Linked DNA regions of Mus musculus: region 2 is linked to region 1. Evidence: chromatin loops called from intact Hi-C (ENCODE). Cell type or tissue: left cerebral cortex. All regions are shown on one strand. Each heading gives the region's core, and the rest is flanking DNA. Links, peaks and the distances in the headings are about the cores only.

Region 1 (15,216 bases), core at 4,693-7,192:
TGACTTAAGGCCTACTCCACGAGAGCTAGAGGGAACCCATGCCTGACACTGCTTGGGTAACCAAGAACCAGAGACTAGATAGCCCAGAGACCTAGGGTAAAAGCAAATATTACTTACAGATCTAAAAAAAAAGTGTCAATAAATCAATCCTAATGATATTCTGCTATTGTCATAGGACATATTTAGTTATCAGAGCTTCCTCCTGCAGCAGATGTGAACACGTACATAGACCCACAGCCAAACATTATCAAGAGTCTAAATGTGAGAACACCAACAAAGAAGCTGTAATTTTCTACTGATTATTATCTCTAATAGAGTGTTATTACTACAGGATGGAATCTGTAATGCTATGAAGTTTGAAACTGAGGTAACATGATAGTACCATTTAGAAGATTTTTTTGGTAACCTCTAGTAATAATAGATCACAAACCATGGACATATTGAAAGTGCTCTATAAATTACCTTCAGGAAATGTATACAGGAAGATATGAAACAAATGAATTTCATGTTTAGGCTTAGGATAATACTTCAAAGAATCATGTATTGGTGGATATTACAAATGAATAAAACTCTTTATAAATCCCATACACTTTGGACAGTGGGTAATTAGCCTGCAGTTGTCCTTCTTCCACTACATGCATAATGCCATCCACCCTACTTCTTTTCCACTTCATTTGTTAATCTTTCAAACCTCAGTCCTCAGCACAACTAGAAGGAAAAATAGTACTTAATTTTTAAATTTACTAGAGAAACATTTTATTATGCTTTCAATGTATTTGTCAACAATGCAATAACTATAAAAATCACTGAAAAACACACACACACTCACAAACACACTTATTTCAAAATGGTAGGAACACCTGAATGTCTGCATACCTTTTCTTTTTCTCTGTATTTGAGGTGGAACATGGGGAGTGAACTCGATCTTGCTCTTTTGCAAATTCAACAACTAAAGTATGACCTAGAAGTTTCAGCTGATGGAGTCTCGTCAGTGCCTTTAGATACAATACAAAATATAATACAAAAAACAAAACGCTTGTTACTCAGTTTAAAAGACGATAATTTATACTTTTTTAACTAAATTTCTTTAGTTATGTCTTATCATGGGCTATTTTACCATTATTACTAATCAAAGTACTCTAGTAAAATGAAATCTCTGTTAACTTTGCTTGTACGTGATAAAACAAAAATAATTAAGTGTTCCGGTTACCAATAAATTCCAACTACAAAAATCTCAAGGTGACCTTTGCTGACAACAGATAAAATTATACAATCACAATCTTGGCCTAAATTGCACTAATCTCTAAGAGAAATTTTTGTATGTTTTCCTTGATATGTAGTCTCACAGTTTCTTCTCCCATTCTCTTAGACTATTACCTTGCTTTCTATCTACTTTGAGACACATGAGACTAAATGTGAACTGTGTACTCTCAAACATTAGCATTTGCACCTATATGCTCCACTTTACATCTGTTATCACAAATTAAGTCTGTATATTTACCTAAATCCAGAAGTTTAGACTTATTTACTACAGCCCATCCTTTATCAAGTCTTCTTTAGCTACACTCTAAATCAGTGGCTCTCAACCTTCCTAATGCTGAAACCATTAAGTACAGTTTCTCATGTCGTAATGACCCCAAACATGTTGCTATGCTATAACCATAATGTTGCTACTTTGTGAATGGAAATATATCTGATATTTATATATCTGGTGTTTATATATACCTGAAGGTTATCTGATATTAGATCCCCGGAGGGTTTGCGAGACACAGATTGAGCAGCACTGCTCTAGATATATAAAGGAAAGTGTTCTGTTTTACAGCTTCATTCAAGTAGAGGAATCACATCCCCTAATAATCATATAAAATCATGTAGTCAATTATAATCCAAAATATGGATATAAACAAGTTTAATATCTCTTATCAGAAATGGTTGAGATCTGAATTCAGATTTTTAGGTCTTTTCATGTTTTATATATTTGCAATCATAATCAAGTACCATGAAGATAATACCATACATGACACACTTTAAACTAAAACATTTATATATGTTTATTGTGTGCAATTTGACTGAGACCTGTTAGTAACTGAGATAAGATATAATATTTTTAAAGTTATGGTATTCCTCCCTCAAAAAGAAGAGTTATTTCCCTGTTTTAAGAAAAATCTCTGAGCATAGTATGGTGGCACATTTATTCCCAAAACTCAGAAGGAAAAGGTACAGGCTATGGCAAGGTAAATCTCTGTGAGTTCGATGAAAAGACTTCTACTCAGTAAGGTCCAGACCAGTCAGGACAGTCTTAGTCAGGGTTTCTATTCCTCCACAAACATCATGGCCAAGATGCAAGTTGGCAAGAAAAGATTTAATCAGCTTACACTTCCATGTTGCTGATTATCACCAAAGAAAGTCAGGACTGGAACTCAAGCAGGTCAGGCAACAGGAGCTGATGCAGAGGCCATGGAAGGATGTTTCTTACTGGCCTGCTTCCCCTGGTTTGCTCAGCTTGCTTTCTTATAGAACCCAAGACTACCAGCCCAGGGATGGCACCACCCACAATGGGCCCTCCCTCCTTGATCACCAACTGAGAAAATGCCCCACAGCTGCATCTCATGGAGGCACTTCCTCAAGGGAGGCTCCTTTCTCTGTGATAACTCCAGCTTGTGTCAAGTTGTCACACAAACCCAGCCAGTCCAACATTAATAGTTTCAACGTTTAGCCCTGATTAACCCTGAGTAGTACGAGTATGCTCACTTTTCAGCATGTTTCATCACAAAATCTCTAACCTATTTTTTGCACCAAGATAACATGTTTTTCGGCCAGGCGTGGTGGCACACACCTTTAATCCCAGCACTTGGGAGGCAGAGGCAGGGGGATTTCTGAGTTTGAGGCCAGCCTGGTCTACAGAGTGAGTTCTAGGACAGCCAGGGCTACACAGAGAAACCCTGTCTCGAGAGACAAAACAAAACAAAACATGTTTTTCACTTTTGCAATTCCTTTTTCTTTCTTTCTTTTTTAATAAGACAAATTTTCTCTTGGCTAATCTTCCTTTGGCCCACCATAGTCATTTACATACTAAGAGTAACTTTCTTAACTTTGCTCAGTTCTAGAAAATATCTTAAAATGTTTACTGTTTCCACAGAAGGACACCTCAAAGTTAACAGGTAACATAGGACATCATTACATGCCTGTGCAAAGACCCTCATATTCCTTTGTCAGAGAAGCTAAACAGCCCAGAACTCTGAACTAGAAATGGAAAGACAGCTTAGCTGGTAAAGGTGCTTGCTGCCAAGACTGAGACATAGACTGTGGAAGGAGGAACCAATTATTATCCTCTGACCTCCACATGTGTACTAGTGGCAAAAAAGACATTTTTTTTTTTTAAAAGAAAAATACTTAGGATCCTGAAGTACTTTTTGTTCTCAAATCTTGTATTACTAAGACCTACAAACTATACTCTTGTAGTACTGGGATTGGATATAGAACCTTGTGCATTCTATGCAATACTCTACTAAATAATTTCTGTAAAATAAGACTCAAACCTTTTCCTCCAAAGCATACATGTACTTCTCTCCCTTTGTTTTCTTATTGCCCTTTTCAGATACCTATTGCTTCTGCCTCAGCTTCCCATGTAGTCTATCTGTAATTTTTCTCTACATCAAATCTAATATATAAATATAAACCCTACCAGACAAAATTTTCATCAGTCTAAGCCTATTTTTAGCCTTCTCAGTAGTATCAAGTTCTTTTAGGACACCTACTAAATAAAATTTAATACTTCTCTTCCACTTAAATACAATCTCACATTTTTAGTTCTACCACTGATGTTAGCTCCTGACAGACTTCTCACATTTCATGGCCAATTCCATTGTTTCTTAAACCTGAAAAACCCATTTCTTCTTGTTTTCATGTCAAAATTCAATGAATCAGAGGCCTAGTTCAAAAGGGATAGCTTTTACAAATGATTCCTTGGGTTTATACCTTTTAATACTTGTAAAGTTTTTGAACCATAAACACTAGATATGTTTATCTAATATGCTTTATAATTTTTTTTAAATTATACTAGAATCCTTCTCTTACTTAATAATCTACGGTTCTCAAGTCTCAGTATCTAAGCACTGGAGAAGCTCTGATATCTGTCAAGCCAATTGTGACCTTTTGGGAAAACTCTTGGGACACAAATGATTTTGCTTTTAAAAAGGACAGTTTATTATTACTTGTCACTTTTGTCCTAAGATTGGATAAGAAATCTCTGAAAACTTTAACAATAAAGAAAAAGACATACCTTTATTGCTGCTTTTTCATTAGGGAAAGTAGCAAATGCTGTGTGTTTCTGAAATAAAATTAAGGCACATATTATTTCCAGTGTTTCAAAAGTCTAATAAAAAGTAACATTTTAAAAACATGCAATATATTAATGAAAGTATCGGAAAGGATGGAAATTTTAGACTATTTAACTGATCACTAGTTTCAGTCTAGAGGTTCCGAATCTTCTAGGGTCAGACTTCTTGGACTTGCACGCTCTTCAGCTTTGCCTCTCAACATAAATGAATAAGGACAAACACAATATATTTTATAATAGCAAAGAGTTCAACAGACCACAATTTTTAAAAAAACTCTCTACTCCTGGGGACCAGAGAGATGGGACAGTGGTAAAAGTCAGTAGGGCTCTTACCAAGGGCATCATTGGGAAGATGTCCCAATGTCCATGTTCAGCAACTTCATAACCACCTGTACTCCTACAAACCCCCAAAATATACACAAATGTACAACATAATTAAAAGTATAATAAATCTTAAAGCATCTCCTCTTTCCAAAAAAGATCACTCTTAAAACATTTAGGGCTGGTGAGATGGCTCAGCGGGTGAGAGAACTGACTGCTCTTCCAGAGGTCCTGAGTTCAAATCCCAGCAACCACAAGTTGGCTCACAACCACCCATAATGAGATCTGAAGATAGCCACACTGTACTTACATATAATAAATAAATAAAACCTTAAAAAAAAAAAAAACCCTCAGCATAGCCTTTCTAGACTGTGAGTTTCATGTCCACACAAAAGTGATGCATGGAGAAGCTTGATTCATTATTAAAATGAAAAATTTATACATATGGAATACCCTTTTTCATCTCACTCAAAAGTCTTTTCAGTCTATACAAGATAAAATTTAAAATCATTTACTAACAGTGAAATCACCCCTCAAGGTGCATTGTCTCTTTTTGCTTTGTTTCTATAATTTCAGTAATAAGTCTAATTTTCTCATTTGAATTCTATTTTGAATACCATCCTGAAAAAGGTGAACAAATTATATTACTGGTAAGTTTGAGTTGTTTATTAGAACTCTGAATTTGTCCAATCTGATTCAAGGAGAGCCTACTGTATTTAGATTGAATTAAGGGATATTTGTATTTGCATTTTGTTAATCTATTAAGTCTATTACACTCAAATTTTTGCTATTATGTATATCCTGCTCTACAACCCAGGATTTAAAAGCAATTTTTTAAAATAAAAATACAAAACCAAAAACCTTGCATACGACTATGAGAATCTAACAGAAACAGTATTTTCAAGTCTAGGCTAGTTTTGAATTCGACCGGGCGGGTGCGCTCGCCGGTAGAAACCTCTACACAGTCCCTGCGTGGCTCAGCCTTAATCTAACTGGCTCAAGGTTCAATTCCATGCTCGCCTCTCTGGTAGGCAAGCTGCGCAGGCGCAGACCGCGAGCCTAGTCCTGTTTCTCCCGGTCCTAGCGGCCCGGCTCCGCCCCGCCCCGCCCCGCCCCGCCCCGCCCGCTGCGCACGCTTACCAGGCGCCCCTTATCTGACAGGACGCGCACCGACTGCGCCCCGAAGTACTTCAGTAAGTCCTCCTTCTCCTCAGCCGTCAGCTCGGCCGGCAGGTGCCTGACGAGGAGGGTGCGGTCTCCCCGGGGCGGAGAAAGCGAAGCGGAGCCTGGGCCGCCTCGGGACAGCGGCATCGGCGGCTCAGGCCCCGCCATCTAGCTTCCCTGCAGAAGCGGCCAGAGACGGAACCTCCGCGCAAGCTTCCGGCCGAACTCCCGCAGTCACCGAGGCTGAGCGGAAGATAGTTTCCGCTTCGCGCTAAGGATTCTGGACGCAGGGAAATCCCGCGAGAGGAGAACTCCTCGCGAGAATGGCCTCCGGGAGAGTCGCTCTTCTCTTTTCGGGACTGTTGCGGGGGAGAGCGCCTAGGAGTCGTGCTTTAAGTTTAATGAGAGGTTGTAATAAAATAAAGACTGAAAGAGACGCCACTGTTAGAAGGACAGCAATCTCATCGAAGAACGTCAGTCATGCAAAAGAAAAATACTGTAATCCCAGGGATCAAGTACTGAAGGAACCGTGCAAGGGCTGTTGCTCCCTGGGCTCTTAATCCAGATTTTTCAGAAAGTGAATCTGGCTGGTGAATGGAGAACGCTCGGGAAATGTCAAGTGTGTTCCTAGCATTTAGGACTGGTGAAACACAAGTCTCCAGCCTCAGATTCAACAGTGCAGGCGAGAGAGCACGCCGTTATCAGTCGGCAAATACAGGCTGAAAGTTCTCGCCACGGTTTGTTTATTAAACAAAATTGGCTTCTTCCATGAGTAAATACCTAAAAATGTGTTAGCGTACGTATTCATGGATGTAAGTTCTCTTCTCACCACCTCACGACTGAGAGTACTGACGTAGATTAAGACTCATTGCTAACCAATAGGTGAGATCTGAGCCCTTGCACCCAAGTTGGAGTCTACACTGTTGTGACTAAGATTCGGCCCTGGTGGTCTAAAGTAATATCCCTTACAGATTAATCAAGATGTGTATGCTCACTCCGTAGTCCTAGGGTGTCTTTTACTTCTAATTTGCTTGATGGATATGAGCCAGTTAGTACACAGTACTTCAAAGATCCGCTTTGAGGAAGCATTGCATGGGGAGATAAATTACCAAAATATTGAGTGACTAGAGACAGATCTTGTGAACCTTAGAGGTTTGTTAGGAACCTTGCTCATGGGAACAGAAGCCGACAGACTTAAGAGTGTGTGGAAGGAATAGTTAAATTTTACGTTTAAAAATCTCTTTGATTTCACTATGAGTAATATAGCAGAAACCGGGCATGGTGGCACACACCTTTCATTCTAAGTTCCCAAGAGGCAGAGACAGATGCATCTCAAGTGATTTTGAGGCCAGCGTGGGTGACACTGAGTTCCAGGACAACCAGAGCTATGTAAAGACACAAAGGAAAGGAAGAAAGAAAAGAAAAAGTGGGGAGCACTCAGAGGAAATCTAGTTCCGTTTCACATCAAATTATTAGTTCACAAGTGTGAGGCTATAAAACAATATGCCTCCCCTCCACACACCAGTACAGTATTTATGGGAGCAAATATCTATCATAAGCTCTTAAGAAAGTGCATCAGTTTTTGTGCCTTGGTCAATAAGTTTATTGTCTTTATTTAAAAAAAAAAAAGCTTAATAGAAACTTGCTTTAGCTCTCAGCAGCTCATTTCTGAGCTGTGAGGAAGTGTGCCCTTCTTCTGAGCAACCCAATATTTCTTCTGCAACATTTTGACCCATGATGTGCTTCTGATGTACATCTGCATTGAAATCCTTGCTTTCAAAATAAAAACCAGGGAATTGTTTAGGTCTATGAGGGATAGACAAGCCTCCATTCACATCTCCCTTCAGGGTACCACTGTAATTTGGGCAAGACCTGCATCCAAATACCAAGTGCAGGTGCCAAGCATTGATAGTCTTATCAATGCTTTCCACATTGTATTCATCTTTAGTCACCTCCACCTGACCTTCATAGATCTTGTACATTCCAAACCTATTGCAAAGCCTGTGGGCCAGCAGCAGGCCAGTATACTAGGCTACAGCATAATTGGTGAGGCCAACTTTCACCTGTATTTTGACAGTTCATATACATATGCTGTGCAGCCTATCATATCCTCCTTTTACAGGTATATACAATCGAGTAGTGGCATGAACTACTATCTTATATTTGAGCAGCTTAATTTTGCCATTTATCAGCAATCATTTATGAGCATGGTAGTCATTTTTACCTTCTGGTAGCCTTCTAAATCTCACTTGGTATCTCTAAAGTAGGCTTTATTCTTGACAACTTTGGTAAACCTCATTCTGTGGAACAGAAATCCAAAACCACAGATCTGCAGACCTGGAAGCTGTGGCTGGAGGGTGGGGCAAGTCTCATATGTCCAACTTAATTTTTTAGCTAACTAAAATGTACATGTGCTTTTTTATCTAGAAGTTCTTTTCAACTAAGAGAATATATATATATGTTTCCTGTGTTGTAGCTGAGGGTTTGCATTGGTTGGGCTACCTTCCCAAAAACATCCTTCAAAAAGTACTCAGTTTTATAATGATCTAATCTAGTTCCCTTTCTTGCCCTCTTCCTTAGCTTACATACTCATTTTGATTTCTGCTTTGCTTTTTAAGCAATCTGCTAGGACTGAGAAGATAGTTCAGTCCGTAAAATGCTTATCTTGAAAGCAGATATACCTGAGTTTAAACCCAGAAACCACATTTTAAAAGCTGAGAGTTGTTATAATTATAGTAAATTTAAAACATAAGGCTAAGTGTCATGATCTGCTCTGGCAATCTCAGTGCTGTAGAGAACAAAGGACCTATGGAGCTTGTCGGCTAGTTAGATTAGTCAGGGTTGTCTATAGTAACATAACTTATAGAAGGAGAGTTGGGGGGGGAAGATTTATTAGAATGACTTACAGGCTGTGGTTCAGCTAATTTAACAATTGCTTGCTATGAATACAAAGTCTAAGAATCCAGTAGATGCTCAGCTACAAGTCCGTTGTCTTGGTTAGTCTTCAGTATACATTGAAATCCCAAAGAAGTAGGCTCTAATGCCAGTGCAGGAATGGACTTGGCAAGGTGAGAGCAGACAGGCAAAGTGCAAACGCTTCCTTCTTCCGTTTGTTTATATAGGATTCCAGCAGAAGGTGTGGCTGGCCCTGATTAAATCTGGATTAAAGGTGTGTGTTTCTCCCTCAAAGATCCAGATTACAAGTAGATCCTCCCATTTCAAAATAATCAAAAGCCCCTCACCAATATGACATTCACTTTTCCATTTAAGTAATTCCAAATGTAGTCAAATTAACATCAAGAATAGTTATTACAAGTCTACCCCTTATCAGCTTGGCACACAATCATCTCAGGACATAACTAATTTCCAAATGAAAACCATAACCAGGTTAAAATAATGCCTAAATATAACTATTCTGTATACAGTCTCAAATTCATTACATACTTAACCAGGTCATAATAATGTCTACATAGCTATTCTTCATACAACTGCAAACACATTTAAATTGCAAATAGGTGACAATTGAGGGATATTCTTTTAGTATCTCAAACTTAAACATGATAACCATTAATACTCTCTTAATTGATGCTATGTGATAAACTGAAGAGAAAACAAGTATCTGTCCGCACTCATGTCAATTTAGAATCCTCGTGTCCCTGCTTTTATTTATAACTACCCTTCTCTGCTACCCAGTCTGTATTCTCTCCTCCCTTGGCAACTGCCTCACCAGGTCTTGGCATGTTTCATGGAGTGACCCATATCTTCATTCCTGAAGGGTCTGTGCCCCTTTTCTGCCTGCCTGGATTAGGCAGTTGTTTCCAATAGACATTAATCACAAGACATGGTAGCACCAAGAGACACTAAAGGATCTCAGTCACTCCAGACACAAGCTTTCTTACCTCCACTGTGAGAAAGCAATCCAATTTCACCATGGTCCTCTGTATCAACCACACCTCCTTACACTGTTGTTCTTTTCTTAGCCTGTTGGTTTAAGGACATCAGAAGCTTAAAGTGTCCAGGAGGAAGTCTAAGCTTCCAGTTCAATGGAATGTTTATTGTGGCAGGAGTGCTTCCCCCTTGGGAAACCAATGCTTCTAACCCAGCAAAATGTAAAATTCTGATAACAGGAAGAAAAAAAATCCTAGTGGGCCACTAGGGATAATAGGGAGTAGAACTATTCCCCTTTCACCATTTTATTTTTGGACCTGTGGATCCTGGTTGTGGGAGAAACCATACAATATATTGGATACACACACACACACAATATATATATATTGTGTGTGTGTGTGTATTTCCTCAAATTAAAACACCCCTGCCTAGACTAAGTTATGTTATAATTCAAGAAGTAAACAAAACTTAGAAATCTCACCAAGCTCTTGAATTTACAATATCCCTTTGGACCTTGCCAAGGTTATATAAGGATTATTAATTGTTAGTTAGAAGAGAATCTTTACCTTTGAGGCTGTATGCAAGTCACAAAGATAGTGTCCAGGCAGGCATGGCTCTGGAGGAGCTGTGAGTTCTACATCTTGATCTGAAGGGCCCCAGGGGAAGACTGTCAAAGCCCACCCCCACAGTGACACACTTCCTCCAACAAAGCCACACCTCCTAACAGTACCACTCCTTATAGGCCAAGCATATTTGATCCAACACAGGGTATTCCCACAGTTATAGATCCCACTCTTTACCAATTACTGCTCTTAATTTAACTGCCAACATTGTCTAAGGAAGGGACTTTAATTTTTCACTGTAATTCAGTCACTACTCTAATAAGGGCTTCAGATTTATTTTTCATGAGGAGAGTTCTGTGCCTGCTGAAGAGATCTCTTCCAGGGCACACTTAGAAACCTTTAGATTATTTATCCACATTGAATGGCTGTCAATTTTATTACTAAGTTGATTGTGGTCCTTCACTGTATTCTGAGATGCTAGATAATTATTAATTTTATCATAAACTCTCATTTCATTCCTTTCTCAGCTTATTCAGAGATTCTAGGAGCAACCATCCAGCATCTTCAGTGTTCTTATTTTTTGACAAACAGTCAAAATTTCTATGTACAGATTCAATAAATACAGGAGAGGCTTCAGTAACTGGAGAGACTTTGGTAACTGTAGGTGTTGGCAAATTGGAAAGCCCATTCTAGATACTTAAAAATTCATCCTTATACTTCTGTTGCTCTAAAACCACTCTTGGTACCAAAATCCATATAACTCAGGGTACTCTAAAGAAACAAAACTAATAAATCATATGTATGATTTATTAGAATGACTTACAGTTTGTAGTCCAACTAATCCAACAACATCTTCCTATGAACAGAAGGTCCAACATCCAGTCTACAAGTCTGGATGACTCCCCTAGTCTTCAATATATGCCATATACCCTAAAAAAAAAAGCTCTAAGCAGGGTGGTGGTGGTGCACACCTTTAATCCCAGCACTTGGGAGGCATAGGCAGGCAGATTTCTGAGTTCAAGACCAGTCTGGTCTACAAAGTGAGTTCCAGGACAGCCAGGGCTACACAGAGAAACCCTGTCTTGGGGGAAAAAAAAAAAAGTTCTAATAAGCTCTAATGCCAGTGATGCCAGTGAAGGAATGGACTTGCTATTGAGACAGGAGCAAGCAGACAAAGCACAAAATCTTCTTTCTTTGAGCTCTATAGGCAAAGGCCTTCTCCATGACTCCCCAAGGTGGATCCCGATGAATAGAAGCAGTCCTTAATTTTAAGGCATTTATTGACATGGTAGAAAGTGGATGAGTATAACCATACCCCACTTCTCAGGGTAGGCCTGAAGTTAAATACCTTTTGCAGGGAGGGATGTCTGGGAAGGAAAGCTGAGGCTAGTGACAGGGTCCTGGTGTCCAGGAACAGGCAAAATGCCTACCTTTCTTTCAGAGCTCTGGGATTTTGAGCCTTAGCTCAACTAGGGACCAAGCTACTTTTCACATTCCCAGAGTTCAGCACATTATGCAGATAGCACTCACACATGAACAGAGGCAAAATTACAAACCCTTTCTGGGACAACTCTGAAAGATATTGGCAAAGGGAAATGTTCAGTGGAATATCTAATCAAGGATTTCATAATATCCCTTTGAATATTCTTTTAACATCTTGACAAATATATGGCATTGGAGAGATGTTTTTCTGGTTGTGATGGTTAGTGTTAATCATCAATTTAACAAGATCTGGACAAGCTAAGAGACAAGTATCTGAGTATACTTGTGAGATCTGTGTATGGTTAGATTAATTGACTTGGGAAAACCCACCCACTGTGGATGACACCATTCCCTAGTATGGGATGCTGGATTTTTAAAAAGGAAATGCTGTGCTGAGCATAAATATTACTGGTAATGGATGCATGGTGAACAGCTCCCTTAAGATCCTGCTCTCTTGACTTCCCCAACATCATGTAATGTAAATTTAAACTGAGCCAACACAAAATCTTTACTGTGTCACACTTCTACTTATTGTTAAAATCTTATTCGTGTTCAGATATGTGTGTTGGCTCACCTGTATTTGCTCCATATGCATGTAGGTACTTATGGAGGCCAGAAGATGAAGTTTGAACACCTGGGACTGGAGTTACAATCAGTTGTAAGACCACAATGTGGAAGTTGGAAACTTAACCCTCTCATCTCTAAGAGTAGTAAACTGTCTTAACTGTTTTTTTGTGTTTTGTGGATTTGTTTGTTTGTTTGTTTTTCCACACAGGGTTTCTCTGTATTGCCCTGGCTGTCCTGGAACTCACTTTGTAGACCAGGCTGGCCTCGAACTCAGAAATCTGCCTGCCTCTGCCTCCCAAGCGCTGGGATGAAAGGCGTGTCCCACCACCACCTGGCCTGTCTTAACTGTTAAGACATCAATCCTGACCACATTAAGCTTTTTTCATCAGGATGCTTTATCATACTGTCTTAATCAGGGTTTCTATTCCAGCACAAACATTATGACCAAGAAGCAAGTTGGGGAGGAAAGGGTTTATTCAGCTTACACTTCCATACTGCTGTTCATCACCAAGGAAGTCGGGACTGGAACTCAAGCAGGTCAGAAAGCAGGAGCTGATGCAGAGGCCATGGAGGGATGTTCCTTACTGGCTTGCTTCCCCTGGCTTGCTCAGCCTGCTCTCTTATAGAACCCAAGACACCCAGCCCAGAGATGGTCCCACCCACAAGAGGCCTTTCCCCCTTGATCACTAATTGAGAAAATGCCTTACAGCTGGATCTCATGGAGTTATTTCCCCAACTGAAGCTCCTTTCTCTGTGATAACTCCAGCTGTGTCAAGTTGACATAAAACTGTCCAGTACACATAGTAAAAAGAAAACTGATGAAAACCCTGGTCATGCTTGTTTGTGTTATAAGGGCTTCTTACCTGAATACTCATTTCTTACCCAGATTTGGCTAACTTTCCACTATAATTTACTTTATAATTGCTCTACGCATTTAGTTTAATCTCTGATTCTTCTGTCCTGTAGATTTTTTTGATTTAGGGACATGACCATATATTAAGGTTCCTGGATGTTGTAGCCATCCTACCACCTCCAATATTGATACTTGAATATTGTATTTCATAACCTCCCCCATCCTTAGTATTGTTCTCATTCTTTATTGGGCCTATTGGCCAATAAAGACCAATGTTGTTTTTATTTGATTGAGTTTTTCATTCATTCATTCTTTCTTTTTTTCTTTCTGAACTTAACATTCAGCCCATCCTCTTCTCCCAGTACCCCCTTTTCATACTACCCACCCCTCCCCTTCTCCTCTGAGAAGGGGAGGGCCCTCTGGGTATCACCTCACTCTTGAACATCAAGTCACTGTAGGACTAGGTGCATTTTCTTCCACTGAAGCCAGATAATGCAGCCCAGTTAGGGTAATGGGATCTACAGGCAGACAACAGATTCAGGAACAGCCCTTGCTCTGTTGTTCAGGGAACTGCAAAAAGACGAAACTACACATCTGTTACCTATGTGCAGTGGTGGTGGCTAGTTCTACTAGCAGCCTTCATATGAAGATGTAGAACTCTCAGCTCTGCCTGCAACGTGCATGCCTAGATGCTGCCATGCTCCCACCATGATGATAATGGACTGAACCTCAGAACCTGTAAACCAGCCCCAATTAAGCATTGTCCTATATAAGGTTTGCCTTGGTCTTGGTGTCTGTTCACAGCAGTAAAACCCTAACGAAGACAGGAGTTAGTATCAGGGACTAGGGTATTGCTGTGATAGACCTGATCATGCTTTTGTTTGGAGAAATGTGGATTTGGGGACTGTGGACTTGGAAAGCAGTAGAATACTTTAAATGGGGGCTTAATGGGCCATCCAAGTAGGTATGTGAAAGACTTTGTTGCTGAGAGTAATGTGAATTATGCAGACGAGGTTTAAGAAGAGAACAATTTCAGTATGTGGCATAGAGACTGTTTTGTGGTATTTTGGTGAATGCGGTTACTTTTTTGCCCTTGTTTGAAAAGCTACCCGAGGCTAAGGTAAAGATATTTATACTAATTGTATTGACAAAGGAAGTCTCAAAAAAGCCCAACAGAGAAGTTGTTCCCTGGTTAAGTCTCATGAAGAGTGTTTTGAATAGGCATAGCAAGCTTAGAAAGAAGAATATAAAATATATGGTATTAAAGTTGCATCAGGAAATGAAATGGAGCTGACTAGGGGATAGTAGATTAAGGGAGTGGCACTGTGGCTAGAATTTACCTAGGTAAGTTTAGATCCAGGCAAGGTGGTATATACCTTTAATCACACGAGATAAAGCCAAGGAGATCTCTGAGTTCAAAGCCAGCCTGGGACAGAGCAAGTTCTAGGTGAAGAAAAGCTTAAGTCCAGGCATGGTGGTATACACTTTTTATCACTCTTGAGTTCAAGGTCAATCTACAGAGCAAGATCCAGGACAGCCAAGCCTAAGCAGTGAAGGAGTTGGAAAACAGCAGAACTCGGTAGCTTTGACCATGTGGCTCTGGCTTTAGAGTTCGGAATAGAAGGGATCACTGGGACAATTGATGTTGGTTAGCTGGAGCTAAGAAATTAGTGGTGATTAAGAAGAGACCAGCATTACTGAGGCAAAACCTTCTGGGAAATGTTTTCTGATGCACAAAGAAGCTGTGTTCCAGGGATAGCCAAGGTTGTATCTCAGGCTGTAGCTGTATTTGGTAATGTGTAAGAGTCACCCAGGTGGTACTGGTTTTGAAGGCATGAAGGGAACAAAAAGAGCAGATGAGTCTTGTCACTGTGAGAGGCCAGGGAATGCCATTAGTGAAGGTGCAACCTCAATTGCAGTTGATGGCTCAGGACTAAAGGGGTCATGAAAAGGATTTGAAGCTTGATACCATGAAGAGAGCCTATGAGAAGCTATTTGTGAAGACTCGTTGCAGCAGAAGACCCCCAGTGTATTGGAGA
Region 2 (15,216 bases), core at 8,470-10,969, 2.0 Mb after region 1:
TACGGTCTATTGATTGCTAATTCAGGACATAAATGGTTTTCATGAAAAATCCACCCTATCCCAGCAATATATTACTACCTATCTACGACAACTAGAGCTGTGTTTCCAAAGGGTCGTTCTCTCATTCTGTTACCCCACTTGCTAAAACACAGTAGAGAGCATGATGAGTGAGTCCTTGTACATAGACTCATTGCCATACCTCTTTGGCTATGACCTCAGAATCAGTACCAGGTAGAATATTATAATTGTTGGATACTATCAGTCTATGAGTATAGAGATAATAGTTTTCTCAGAAGCATTGTGAACAAAGAAGACACATCCCTGTCTAGAGTATCGATTCTGGTAAGGACAAAACACTATCACTTCCCCCAACGAAAACAATAAACTCGTTGCCAGAAAGCTGGCTGTTCACCCCTGGGAATGGTGCCATACCAGAGATTCTGTATTGATCTCTGTTCCTGGCAGATGGAGCTCTCAGTGGGAAACGTAACTAGTCTGGCCTTGGCAAAGCAGAAGTCCACGCCATTGAATATGAGCATAGCCTCCATTCCTGGTGATATCTTTGTTTTGAGCTTTGGCCCATCAAACAGAATCAATGACTGGAGCAGGGAGGGAGTAAGGCTGGTTCGGTATCTGTAGAACAGTGCCTCTTACCCACTTGATTATTTCAATTCTTTTGGAAAGCGGCAATCTTTTTTTTTGAGGATTCACGTGGTATAACAAGTATCGACACATGTTTTGCCCAATCAGAAAAGTCCTACCCCATGTATCCAATCATATGAGGAACCTAAAACCTAATTAATTAAGTAATTAAGATTTTAAAAGCTGACATGGAAGCAGAAAGGGGAACAATAAGGAAATTGAATATGAGGGAATTGTGAGAACCAGAGTAGGACTCAATGTTCACTTCAGGTCCCACTTCAGAGTTTCAAGTGAAGGAACCAACTCTACTCCATGTCCCCACTCGGCTCCTCCTGTGATTAGATCCCAGCTGGACCAGCACCTGCTTCCTGTACTTAAAGGTTTCCATTTCCCAACGCTCCTCCAAGCTGACACTGTCCATAGCATTCTTGCACCTCCTACTTTAACCATTAGCACTACCCAGCCAAATAGTACCTCAGGTTCCCACTTGGGCCAACCTCTCACCCATGCATCCTAAAAGCCTTGGCTTACAAGAAAAGTGTGATCTCTTGTGAAATGAACCTGCCCCTCCCAGGGAGCTGCCACCTCCTTTCTCTTTCCTTCTCTCAGAAGGTGGGTTAAGAGAAAGACGTGAATAAAATATAATAAAAATGCAATATGAATGTTGGCAAGATAACTCAGAGGGTAGTGACATTTGCCCACAATCCAGATCACCTGAGTTTGATACCAAGGACCCACATTCTGAAGGAGAGCACCCACTCTTGCATGCTCACATCTGACCTTCACACGAGTGACACGGCATGTATATGCGTGCATACACAGACATGCATGTGAAATAAATAAAGCATTTGAAACCACAAATTCAAATATGCCTTATGAAATTTGTAACAGTGAGACTTATTTTACACAATTAATATTTGATGATTTTAAAGAAATCCTTCCCTTGCTATGTCTGCCATCCCCAGACTGTTATGTCGCAATCCTTACCCAATGCCAATAAAACTGAAAATAGCCTCCTACACTGAACTAATTGCCTTAAACCAAATTTACATATTAAAGTTGTCTTAAACCAGAATTACAATTCTGACTATAGTCTGACATTGTCTTTCCCTTTCAAAAAATGCCAGTGTTTGGTGTTGGTAGTGGGCATTGAACCACCTTTCATCTTTTGAAAACTTTGTACTGGTGATGTTGAGTCCATCTAAGATGAACACTCAAATATGTCCACAAATGCTTTCATAAGGATGCCTCAGACGATAATTTGGGTTTTCTTGAATGTTTTTATCTCTCATTTTGCTTGACCTTCTTGTGGCTATCTTTCTAGGGTAAACCTGAATCAAACCTCTCTTCTCCATGAAGTTTACATGGTGATGGCCTGTTCTGTCTGTAAGCTCTGGAGGCATTTCAAGCCGAAGTCATCTGCTGTGATTTATCCTTCTCCAAATGCGCATGTTACTATGCCCTGGTGTACGCTTCCCTTAAACCTTGAATCTCTTCCTCTTGTTTCTCTATTTGCAGCTCCGACTTGCCCTTCCAGGAGAAGGTTTAATATCATGTCCTCTGCTCCTTGAAAATCTGATGAGTCTCTCTTTTTTCTATAGTCTGGTATTTTCTTCCTCAGTCCCTAAAGCATTCTGTGGTCCAACGCATCGCAGCAGTTATCACACTGTCATATGGCTGTCTATTTGTCTTTCTTCCTCAGGAGGCAGTGAGTCCCTTGAGGGATGAGACTTAGATCCAAAACACCTAACACGGTCGCAGGTGCAGGCTTAGCCTCAGAAGATGATTTCAGGGTTAAAAGAAAATGGTCGTAAGTGTACTTATCCTCAACCTCAAAAGCTAGCCCAGCCTTTAGAGAAAAAGTATCAGTTTTACAAATCTGTATTCTTCTATAGATCATAACTCATTGATATCCAATTATGATTTCACTCATTCCAGCAAGATGGTTTTTTAACATAAATTTATAGGTTGGTAAAAGCAAAGAAGTACTCTGGTCAGATACCCCATCTTTATCTTGGTGCACGCATCGGTCCTGAATGCCACAAAGCTGTATTGCTACCGAGTGAGCTATCCTAGACTAATGTGAGCTGCACTGCTCTTCACTGTCCCAAGGAACTTCTCAGGTATTGTGTGATGTACGCGTTGTCAATGGGGAGCAATAGAGGAGGAAGGCTTGGGGTGGGCTGTAGCCAAACTCTCCAAGCTGAGGCAGGAGGACCTCAAGTTTGAGGCCAGTCTAGGAAAGAGGAAACGCAATGACCATGTAATGCAATAACTAATCGGAAACAATCGCTCATGTCAGCGTAACACGACACAGACAAGCATGGAAGGACCCATCCCTTTACTTGCTGTAAAATGTAGGATGCCTGAGAGAGCCTTCAAGAAAAAAAACGAGCGAGCACAAACTGATGAACTCTTTGGAAATACATTGCATGGTCTGTCAAGAGCAGAAAGGAGATGAAATCGGGTGTCTCCTTGAGTAATCGGTTTTTTTGCAGTTGGGTGATTTTTTTTTAAAAGGAAACTGTATAGAAATTGTTAAAACGTACTTGAGACATAGAACATTTCAGCTCCCTGCGGCCTATTTCTCAGACTGCTTTTCAGATTCTGAAATTCAGAAAGGAAATTACACCGAAATTAAAATGTTTTCTATGTAAAGACAGTCTCCTTGGTTTGAAAAAAAAAAAAAAACCTTAGCGATTTCATACCGCCTCCCCTGGAACAAGACCAATGTAATGAGAGCGTTCCAAATAGCATCCATCATCATCTCTCAATCTACTTTCACCATTACAGTAGCCAGAACAACTGGATCAATGATTTTAAAGGTCGGCAGTGTCAAACTGCCTTCAAAATCTTCGTGTTTACACCCAGAGATCAGTGCTGCTCTCGGCCTTTCTCAGAGAAGCCGCTGCATGGGGCAGTGTTAGCACAGACACTCACAGTAGGTCAGTGCTGAGAATAAGAAAGGCAACCCTAAAAGACAGACCTGTGTCGCCCCCTCCAGGATGCAGGGAATGTTGCAGAAAGGGGGCCGAGTCAAAGAATGAGGAGAGCTGTCAAATGATGTCTTCTGGAAATGACAGAGCTGTTGTAGCCAAAATTGTAACTGCCCAAGGCCTACACAAACTTACCCCTCAGTAGTCCATTATGAATGGGGAAAGGGCTCATGAGGTCCCACCCCCTCTTATAGGCAGTTGCTGGAGAAAAGCTAGCCATATTCCTCAGTGTATAGCTCTGGTAAATTGCCATTGCTCAAACACCCACCCCGTCATGCAAGCAACCCTAATTAAATGGTATGGAGTTTTAAAATGTAAACAGATATGCAAGTAGGAGGGAAGTTTATTGGGAAGCAGATGTGGAATGGATTAAAAGAAGATAGTAGGGGTGTGATCAAAGTACAGTGTGTGTGTGTGTGTGTGTGTGTGTGTGTGTGTGTGTGTGTAACTGTGAAAGGATAAATAGTAATTTTAAAGTCCAATTCTGTGTTGTCTTAGAAACAGAATGGCTCACCCTTGAATAGAATTTACTAATTGCTCAGCATTCAAACTGAAAATAGTAATTTGACTAAATTGTAATTTGTGGCAGTTTATGGATACTAATGTTATTAAAAATTCTAGGCAGGATCACTGATTATAGAAAATTAAGGAGAATTCACTAATACAAAAAAAATGAAAGTGTCATATATTTCAAATTTTCTGACTCCTGTGTTCTGTCCCCATATGCACAATTGTTTTTAATTAAGTTATGTGGTTCAATGTGCGAAATGATGTTAATAATTTTAAATATATTTTATCATCCAACACATCCAATTTCTCAAATTTTAAACACACCTCTGTTTCTCTGTACTCTCTTTGAAAATGTATAAATATTTTGTTAGAAAGGTTAATTCTGGGGAGCTAAGCAATAGCTCAGCTCCACGCAAAAGGTTATGTTCGAGAATATTCAACTAAAAGAAACTGTTAATGAAGCTGTTAGGATCAAAATGAAATGTGAGGATGTTGTGAGCTTTTAAGTGAATTTTGGAAGAGGAAGGAGCAAGAAGAAAACCTAAAGAGCTGAGAAATGATATTTTATTCCCTAATGCCTATGATTGAAAAATTACACCAAATAATTATGAAAAAGAAATAAGCAGTGAATTCCCACATCGGCATACCATCATTTACATTATTTTTTATAGAAAAATAAGCCTCTTCCTGAATCAGCTTTTGTGCCTCTGGTAAGGAGCAGTTTATCTCTGTGTTGTATCTGTCCTGTGAATAGTTATACAAGCTGAAGACTATCTCATCCTACAAAAAAAAAAATCTGTTACATCACAACAATTTTTCTACTGCCCTATACAGCAATTCTCTTAAAATAGCTGCCTAAACCCACGGTTTCCACTTCTCACCCTGTATTCAGTAAGTCACACCTCTGTGGCCTCTGTGACCAATAAGACTTTCAGCATATGAATTACACATCAAGAAATCCAAAGAATATATTCTAGAGTTCATCCTGCCTGGTCCAGGACTTTCCAACCAGCTGTCTCCAACCACTCACACAGCTACAGCAAAATACCTCAGACGAGGTGTTGTTGGTGTTAGCGCCATTGCTGCCTTATTTCTATTTTCCTTTTTGTCTTTGGAGGTTGGCTTTTGGAGACAGGATAGCATGTGGTCCAGGCTGGCCTTAGCATCCCTGTGTAGGTGACAATGACTGACAACTCCTCATCCTCTTGTCTCCACCCCCCAAGAGTTAGAATTGAGTATACCACCATGCCTGGTCATAGAGTATCTCATGAGTCAACTTTCTTTCTCCTCCAACTAAGTCATTAGCAAATGACTGATGATGTATGGTGAAGTCGTGCTCTCTGTTTTTAAGATGATGTCTACTGTGTGCTATAGAATGGTTGGGTATAGAATCCTCCCATGGGGCAGGGATGAGGAAAGCTAGCTAATTTTCTCAAGCTCTTCTATAAAGACACTGGTCCCATCCATGAGGACTCTGCCCAACACTTCCAAGAGATCCAACTCTTGCTACCACTGGAACAAAGAACCAATAGATGATCTATTGAATCTATTGAATCTAGAGAAGATTCTGTAACATCTCACTATCCTACTTTTCTACAGCTTCTCTCTCTCTCTCCCTCTCTCTCTCTCTCTCTCTCTCTCTCTCTCTCTCTCTCTCTCTCTCTCTCTCTCTGCCTCTCTCTCTACCTCTCTCTCTCCCTACCTCTCTCTCCCTACCTCTCTCTCTCCCTACCTCTCTCTCTCCCTCCCTCTCTCTCTCTCCCTCTCTCTCTCTCTCTCTCTCTCTCTCCCTACCTCTCTCTCTCTCCTCAGACTTACATATTGTATATAAGCCTGAAAGTCACTTAATGTCCAATAGATATGATGATGAGAATTAATTAAATAAAGTTAATTAAAATTAAAATGTAGATAATAAAAGGACCACCAAAATATCCCTTGAATCTGTCTATTTCTGCAGCCCTCCTCTCTGTTTCAGTTAAGACTATCACCTCACAGAAGACCACCTCATGGGGTCTCCATCTTCAGGGGCTTCCATCCTCCATCATTTGTACAATGTTTGTCAGGATCTTCACTGAAAACTATAGTGGCTCCCAATCGCCTGGCAGAGACTTAAAATTCTATTTTTAAATTAAAGTTAAACCAAGCAGTAGAATTACCAAGATAGTCAATGGACAAGCTCTATCCCAGATATTTGGACACTCACCAATTTTGATGGAGCCACCATTTTTCCCAATGTCCAGGTAATGTCAATATGCAGACAAAGTTGAAATAGATCTCTTTATTCTGTCTGCCAAGTAAAGGTGAATCACTTAAGGATTATATTTAAATCTCTTTATAGTCAGGCAAAAAAACTACCTCCTGTCTCATATCTCCCTATTTTGACTTTTACCAATGCAGTACTACTTATTATGGGCATGTATGAAGGTATTTCTTATCCTTGTTAGACCTGGAAGCCTATTAAAGGTAAAACTCGGCATTCATCTCTGTACCCATAACTGTCAAGTGCGGTGCTTAAGGAATAGCAAATGCTGGAGGGGCATTGGCTGAAAAGGAAGGTAGATAAATGCATGGAGAAAGAAATGAGAGAATGGCCTAGAGGTCTAGCTTGTGGGTAGATTCTGAATCAATCTGAGTACCTAGAGGCTAAACCATCAGGAATAAAAACAACAGCTCTTATATTAATATGCTACAGAAAGTCCCTGCCTAGGAAGATATGAATGGCACACATATTCAACAAACTAAAGCCATTTCCACATCTCAGGTAGGACTGCCCAGCTATCCTACTACACGTGGAAAGTCCACTTACTTTCAATTAGACCACTTACATTCATAACATCTGCCCCTAGTCTATCTCTTTGGTCATTATTAAAGAGATATGCTCTCTATTTAAGCAATAAACTCAGCTTCACTTGGTCAACATGATAGTGAATCGTTTTCAGAGAGTGTTAAGAATCAATACTTGTGTTCTTTAATGCCCTTATAGCATCAGCTCTCAGCCTGTGGGTCTCAACCCTCCTTCAGTGTGGTGTCAAACAACCGTCCACAGAGGTCACGTCACATTCAGATATCCTACATATCAGATAGTCACATTACAATTCAATTCATAACAGTAGCAAAATTGCTGTTATAAATTACCAATGAAGTAATTTTATGGTTGGGGGTCCCCACAACATGAGGAACTGTATTAAAGGGTCACAGCATTAGGAAGGTTGAGAACTACTGCCTTATAGTGTAGCTTTGACATCAGTTATGTTGCCAAAGGTCTCTCAACATAAACCAAGTGTAGGGATGTCTGTGTCACAAGTTTTCCTCGCAGTCTCTACAGCTCATTCCTTCCCAGGATCCCAGCACATTTTATTTCTGCCAAGAGCATGTACATTACATGATTAACAACACCACTTCTGGAGCTGGCAGAAAGAAGGATTTCATCACTCCAAGAGCTGTGCTGTCAACCTGAGCTCTACACACTCTGAGTTTATCATGGCGTTACACAAGAGCAGTGTTCTGGGAAAGCTCCAATGACAATTACGACCATTAAATGTGCTGCTAGTTTCCTAATTAAGAACTGAAAAATGTCTCCCCACTGCTGATTTCTTTATTTGACTTCATTAGAAAACTCACACATGGATGGATTCATAATTACTCTTAAATTAAAAGCACTTGTTTATTAATGTTACCAAACTGGGGAGCCATGCACGTCTATGGGATGTCAGTTTTGGAGACTTCCGAGGCAAGCTCTTCTCTGTTAATTACACCGAACATTTCACATTTTGGATTCTAAATTATACTAATACTTTTATGAGTTCATAAGGTTCTATTCTGTGCTTCACAGGGAGAGAAAATACTGTCTATTGTTCTTTACTTAACAAGTTGAGAGATCAAAACCAGAAAGAGTAGTGGGATACATGCTAACTCCTGCCTTGCCACCTCAGGACTCAGAGGGCTGAAGCAACAGGATTGTTGAGAGTTCAAGTCCAGCCTTGGCTACTCTGTCTCATAAATAAAAATGCAAAAGTTAGTTAATACTACTTTGAAAAATTGTAGACCAAACTGTGTTAGACTTTAATAAAATTGTGTTACAAAACAGATCAACATTTGGATTTCTGCCCAAGAAAGAAATTCTAATATTGTTTTTAAAAGTGTTCCTTTGCCAGCTCATGTTGCCTGGAGGTTCAAGATCCGAAGGGAATCTACACAGTTACACAGCTCCCTTTAGAGATGGCGCTTCTGCATTTCTGAAACTACCCAGGCATATTGGAGTGTAAAATTCACCAGGCAATGTTGGTTGTCATTTTAAGAGTTAAAAATGAATTTTTGGACATCATGGGTCCATGGCTGACCTTGAACTCCTTCTCTTGCTTCCACCTTCCAAGTGCTGGGATAATAGATAGCTGGTTGCTTATACCAGGGGATAGTTTTTAAATGAGCAAAAATGTGGGCAGAGAGATGGCTTAGGGTAAAGGTACTTGCTGCCAAGACTGCTCGGTTCAATCCCACACTCCAGCAGGCTGTACTCTGACCTCCACATCAGTGTCCTAGCACAAACAAACAACTAATAATGTGAATACTGTGGAAATAAATGTGCACAGGAGAGGAAAATGTGAGCCTTTCTGTGATCTCTTCATAACTGTTCATTGCTGAGCTCACACCTATCATCTCGGCACCGAGGAGGCAGAAACAGAAGGAGCAGGGATCCAGGGAACGCCTGGGCTACATAGCAACATCACATCTCAAAACGACACAGAACAGAAGCAAACAAACAGATTTGTAATTACCGAAGCGCATCCTGTAAAAGCCATTCTGAAGCCAGAACTTTCTAATCCGCACCTGACTAAAATACCCAGGATAACTTTAAAAAGTTTTGAGAATTGGAGAAAGTAATTATGTGATTATTAAGACCACGAGGAGATGAATCAGGCAAGCATCTTCATTGTATGAAGAACAATGCGTCGCAGCAGTGACCATAAGTATCCTAGCAACGTAACAGTGTTTCATCAATGACAATGAGCACATAGTAGTTAAAGGAAATAACTGTTCTCCCATTTCATTTTCTATTCTTGTCTTTGCTACTAATTTATAGTCCTGGTAAGTCACTGTACACCTTCCTGTCTCCAGCTCTCTTTTCATAGCATTAAAGGGAATGTGGAATGTTAGCAAGAAGAGCTAAGGGTCAAACTATGTTGAGAAATAGGAAATACATTCAATCCTTAGAAGAAAGGCCAATGTCAAGAGTGCCACAGTCGCCCTTAGTTACCAACACATCATGTCTCGAAACACTGCTTGTCTTTGAGCAAACTCCAGAGACCGGCCTCTACCTTCTCATTATAAAAAAAAAAAAATACCGTTATCAGACTTTGGTGGCCAAATAATCCTAACATTCAGGAGCCAGAGGAACAGGGATCAGGAGCTCAGAGTGCTCTTGGCCTAAAAGGTGAGTGGAAAGAAAGAACAAAGGAAAGGAGGGAAGAAGGGAGGGAGGGAGGGAGGGAGGGAGGGAGGGAGGGAGGGAGGGAGGGAGGGAGGGAGGGAGGGAGGGAAGGAAAATTACCAAAGGCTAGCTTCACAAAGCAGTAGTTTCTTTTTCCCCTCCACTTATTAGCTTTGTTTCCTTTATTTTCCATCATTCTAGTGCATTCACGGTGAGATAATTTCAGAAGAAAGTAAGGAGCAATGGAGAAATCTCTTGTTCCATGTCTAGTGCAAGCCATCTTCTAGAGAACTGCCAGTGCTCATGTAATGCCCACACCCACCACTGACAGAAAACAGAGCATTTGGAATCTATTCTTGGGAACTGTAGCTGCAATCAGCTCACGAGGCCTGTCACCAACAAGCAGACACAGAAATTGAATCTGTAAGTTGTATTTTAAAGGGAGTCAGTGATCTAAGAAAGCAGCAGACTGACATTTAAAAAAAAAAAAGCAGTGGGTACAACCTGAGGACCTGAGTTGAATCCCTGGAATTCATGTAAAGGTAGAAGAGAAGAACAAATTGCATAAATTGTCCTCTGACCTCCACATGCATGTGCACACACACACACACACACACACACACACACACACACACACGCACATTTATTTAAGACAAAGTCTTACTATGTAGCCTTAGCTGGCTTAGAACTCACTATGTAGACTAGCCTAGCCTTGAACTCATAAAAATCTACCTGCCTCTGCATCCTGAGTCCTGAGATCAAAGGCATGTTCCACCATGCCTGACATAAATCAGTTTTCAAAAAGCACACTGCCTTCCCTCTCATCTCTAACCAGCAGGCTCTACAGAAGAGAGGAGTCAGCACAGCCAGAGATTCTAGAGTTCAGGCTTGCCTCTCAGATCAGGTGGTCCGCCACACTTTTCTCGGAGACTTGTGCTGTCTGTGTGTCTCTCACTGGCATCCCTTGCACTACACCCTCTGCCTCTGTGTGCCTGGGCTTGGGTACTTCTTAAAATGTTTGGTCCAGTCAGCATCTGCCACTATCAGCCTTTTACTCCTCATCCTCATTTGGAATGAGGGTGAGGTCAACTCCATGTGCACAGGCTAATCTGTTAACAACATGTGTGTTCCGATTCCTTTCTACAACATGGAGTACTAATGTATAATTATAATTCAAGGTAGAGGAACACCCCTACCTCTCCTTCTGATTCCTTTCCAAATGGCCTATCAGTAAACTCGCAGAACAGAGATGTGAAAGGGGAACGGGAAAGCATGGTTGTGGAGGGGGAGAGCTGGAAGGAAGGGAGAAGGGGACACTGTGGCAGGGGTACTTTGTTTGGGAGAGAAATCTATTTTTAATTTAAAATTTTTCAAAAAAATGAAAGAAAAATACATGGAAAAATAAACTTTCAGAAAATACTCAATGAACTTTTTCAACATTTTTAAAGGGCTATAAAGAAAAAACAAAAAAAAAAACAAAAAGCAAAAAACAAAAAGCAAAACAAAACAAAATAAACAAAACAGAACCCTCTGTTCCTACCCTAGGGTATTTTTTTCACTACTGTTGAAGAATCCAAGCCCAGAGCTTCAGTAGTAAAGCACTTGCCTAATATTCTCAATGCCCTGAGTTTGATCATCAGCACAAGGGTGTGAAGTCCAAGTCCAAACACTGCAGTGGGCCAGAGGACTCAGCTGCGAGGAGCTACTCTCACATCTCACCAAAGGTGTCTCAACAGTGGCCAATCTCAACCCTCCTTTCAGCAAATGAGAACCCGTCCCTGGGAGAAGCAAAACATTCATTTACAAATTAGTCCCCTCTGCAGTTAATACATTGTTGCTGGAATTTAATGTTCTCATTATCCTTCATTATTTACAGCCTATGTATTAATATCCCATGAAATGTTTCTTCCAAAATGATTTTAATCTTCTTATTTAGCTTGTTCTAAACTCAACCACTTTGCAGTAATGAACCTGCTCCCCATAATTAACTGTTCATGGGGAGCCCACACTACCCCGCCAGGAAGTTATAACTAATAGGAAGTGTTTGAATGGTCCCCATGTGGGGGCCAGGATGCCAGCAGGGTCCATATTCACCATCTCATCAATTGCTTCTTAAATGTAAGCTTATATGCTGAGCAGCCATCCCTCCTAATGGGTACTTTAAAACCTGTCAACTCAAATGTTTACATGTTACAAACAGATCCCCTTCTGTAGTCTGGCTAGGACTAGAGCAGTCAGCTCTAGAAATATGTTTATTAAGTCAAACAGCTTTGATTGATAGGCCTCCAAAGAAGCCATCCATCACTGGGAAGGGCTGCGAAGATTAAAGAATATGTAAGCCACAGTCGCAAGTTTCCCAAATCTCACAGGCAAGCAGCAGAAACTCCACGGGGAAGTGATTTCTAACAAAAGATATCATTAAAAGTTCTATGCACACACACACAAAAAGACTATAAGCTACTACAAGATTAATTGCCGCATAAGTAGATTCGACAGTTCAGAACAGTAAGAGATCACTTTAGGCTAGAGTGAGCTGAGCAGGCATCCTAATTTTAAAGATACTTAAGCAAAATCTTGATGAAAGAGAGGAGGTTGCACGGGTACCAATACAAGAGGGTATTCTCAATAATTACAAGCCACCGAATACTGAGTAGTAATTATGGTGATACCAATCAATCCAGGCTGTTAGATCTGCTACCTTGTTTAACATCTAGTCTGCAGCAGGTGGGTTTTATGCCTCTGTCTTCCCAGGGAAGGGGATCCATATGTATACATATATATATATGGATAAATAGAAAAGCCGCACAGCTATTGGGTGACAGAGCCATAATTGAGTCATTCTCTAACACCAAAGTCACTCATCGTTCTACTTTTAGTATGTCCAGTTGAGCAGAAGATGCAGGTAACTAAGTAAGAAAAACCCAAAAACTGGACCCTTTCAGAAACTCAGTTTGATCACATGAAGGAACTGAGGAATGGAACCCAGAGGCATGAGGATTCATGGACACTTTGGAGGCTCTACACACTACAGCGCATGTACTGACTGAGTGTGTTATCGATGTTCATTGGATGGTGGGTCCAACTCGCTGGAGAAGAATGTATATGCAAACGAGTTCTAATTCAGCCACAAAGAAGAATGCAGTTATGTAATTACAGGAAGATGGCTGCAACTGGAGACTATCAAGGTAAGTAAAATAAGCCAGATGCAGAAAAGCAAACACCTCATTTTCTCTCCTGTGTAGAAGAAATCTAGAGTTGAAAACATCCCATAAGGTTAGAGGCAGGGTGAAGGAAGTCAGGAGTGAGTAATATATGAGAATATCATGATGAAAACCAATTCAATAGCTTTCCTGCTTTGAAAACTTCATGTTTGTATAAAGTGCTTTAATCATATCTTCCTACCACTACATCCTGCTAGCCCTCCCAATGTCCTCACCCTGGCTCCCTCCTAATGTTGTTGTTGTTGTTGTTGTTGTTGCTGTTGTTGTTCTTGTTCTTGTTCTTGTTGTTGCTGCTGCTGCTGTTGTAAAACCCATTTGTTTGTAGGCAAACCAAAAGAAAATTAATGCATACACACACACACACACACACACACAGCATAAAAGTAAGAGGGACAATTGGTAGGAAGGAAGGTAAGGGGAAGAAAGAAAGAGTAATACAGGGAGAAAAGTGACTAGCATGCACGTTCTGTCATGTACAGACAATAGATCTGGTAATACACACATATATAGAAGACATGAAAGCAGAGGTTATACTATTTGGAAAGAGAAGGAAACTGTCAGCAAGGACAAGAAAGAATAATGAAAGGGTAAGGGTAGAGCAATGAACAAAGATACACATGTGTGGAGTTGTCACAACTGAGCCTACTGTTTTATTCAAACATAATAAAATAAAGGATAGAGAGATGGCTTTATTGTTAAGAGCTCAAACTGCACTTGCAAAGGACCCATGTTCTATCCCAGCACCACATCGGTTGACTCACAACCACCTATAACTCCAGCTCTAAGTCACTCTAACATCACTGGCCTCTGAGACTACTGCAAATATACCTACACATAGGTGTGTAATTAAAAATAAAATCTAAAATATAATGACGGTGATGTATTAGAGAAAGGAAGCCTGGCAGTAAGAAGTTAAACTGACATAAATAATTCAATACACATTGCACTGATCTCTACTCATTGGGACAGTGGCTTACCCTTAGGCAGTAACAGTGAAAAATGGCCAAAGAAGTTAACATAAGAAACAATACCAAAGAAAGCCATTGGCAGAATGAGGTAGGTAGTTAATAATAGCCACCTTCTCTGCATTTACTCATACCTAGACCACCTAAGCCATTTCTCCCAGGCACTTTGGCAGTTACCGTGCTCATGTGCCAGAGTTCAAGCCAAAGGAGACTAAAATTAAGCAAGAATCCTGAAACTACTTCCAGATCAGACCTGAAACCTCCAAAACCTCACTTCCATATTCTTTTCCTTGTGTGTGGTGATCATATAGCCTAGGATGTATCAGAGGCAAGGCACAGATTCCACTCCACTCTATTGTCCCCATGAAAAGCAGAGAGCCACACTGACCAAGAAAGAAAAATGGCTTGATAACTTCAACAACTGAGAATCACATCAATTAGTATTGTCTTAACTAACACAGCAACAGGTCGGATGTAGCGATGAGATGACAATCGGAAGAGTAATTCTCACAATTTGTACTTTAGTCCTGGGAATAATCATTGCTAATAAAGAGCTGATAGGAGATGATATAAACAGCAGGAGCATTAATTAATTGAAAATTTTTTCTTACAGCCTGTCAAAGGAAAGGCAGAAGAGGAGGCTCTAAACTGGAATATCTTCTGCATGGCTCAGTGGGAAACACGAAGAAGGATAGACATAAATATTTGGAAGTTGTCACAAAAAAAAGAGAAAAAAAACTGATAGTTAATGTTGTAGGAGGGGATGAGCTTCCAATGGTCTGTAAAAAAGAGGAGGCAAGAAAAGAAAGCAACTGGGATGCAGACAAGGAGATGCAGTGAAACCTCACAAGGACCAGGTGAACAGAGCCTAACACAACACACATACTAGAGCCTGAAGCCAGAGCCCTGTGAATAAGCCGGACCTCCCCTGTGAAGCTCCAACCTTATTTTGAGACAGGGTCTTATGAAACTGCCCAATCTGTTGTCTACCTTGACTTCACCTTGTCTCAGCTATCCCAAATAGCTAGGGTTACAAATGTGTGCATCCACACCCAGCAAGACTTTAAAAAACAACAACAAAGACTGAATGTCATGCACAATGGAAGAACATTTGATTCTAGGGTCACACACCCTAGCACTGTATGCATCAGAAGCAGATGTTTTTAAATGAGTGAAAACAGTATAAAGCTAGCCACCATCCCAAGAGGTATCTTAAAACTGAAAATGGGGGAGAGGAAAAAAAATGTACCACAATGAAAATAAAGATGGAACCTATAGTCTTACATTCATGAACGACAAAATGCCACTGAACAAGACGTACTCATACATTTGAAAGACATCATGATATTTGTTCTCTGGATGGTCTATATTAGGTTCCATAGCCACTTCACCCTGGACTTAGAGCATTTAAGTTGCTCTCTGTTACATTTTTGTCTTTTGGAACATATGACACA

The links. Peaks named below come from ENCODE experiments on the same cell type or tissue, not always from the same donor. Only the 100,000 strongest peaks of a DNase experiment are listed, where the experiment ranks them.
Region 2: a loop joins it to region 1, with 4 times the contacts of the local background. A loop is called at or near these places in 2 of 42 quality-filtered maps.

What each region holds. Positions count from the first base shown.
Region 1 is chr3:113,624,063-113,639,278 of GRCm38, forward strand. It overlaps Rnpc3 (RNA-binding region (RNP1, RRM) containing 3), which reads right to left and starts at 6,087. Exons shown (of 15, transcript NM_001038696.1): 1 at 5,801-6,087; 2 at 4,283-4,330; 3 at 877-995. The coding sequence starts at 5,992. It also overlaps the pseudogene Gm17954. In left cerebral cortex, for the core only: CTCF peaks have their summits at 5,916 and 6,806; DNase peaks (open chromatin) are centred at 5,730 and 6,076; H3K4me3 peaks cover 2,035 bases; H3K27ac peaks cover 1,573 bases.
Region 2 is chr3:115,612,575-115,627,790 of GRCm38, forward strand. No RefSeq gene overlaps it. Among named protein-coding and RNA genes, the nearest start is that of Gm40124, 22 kb to the right of the region's middle. In left cerebral cortex, for the core only: a CTCF peak has its summit at 9,885; DNase peaks (open chromatin) are centred at 8,832, 9,299 and 9,919; H3K27ac peaks cover 378 bases.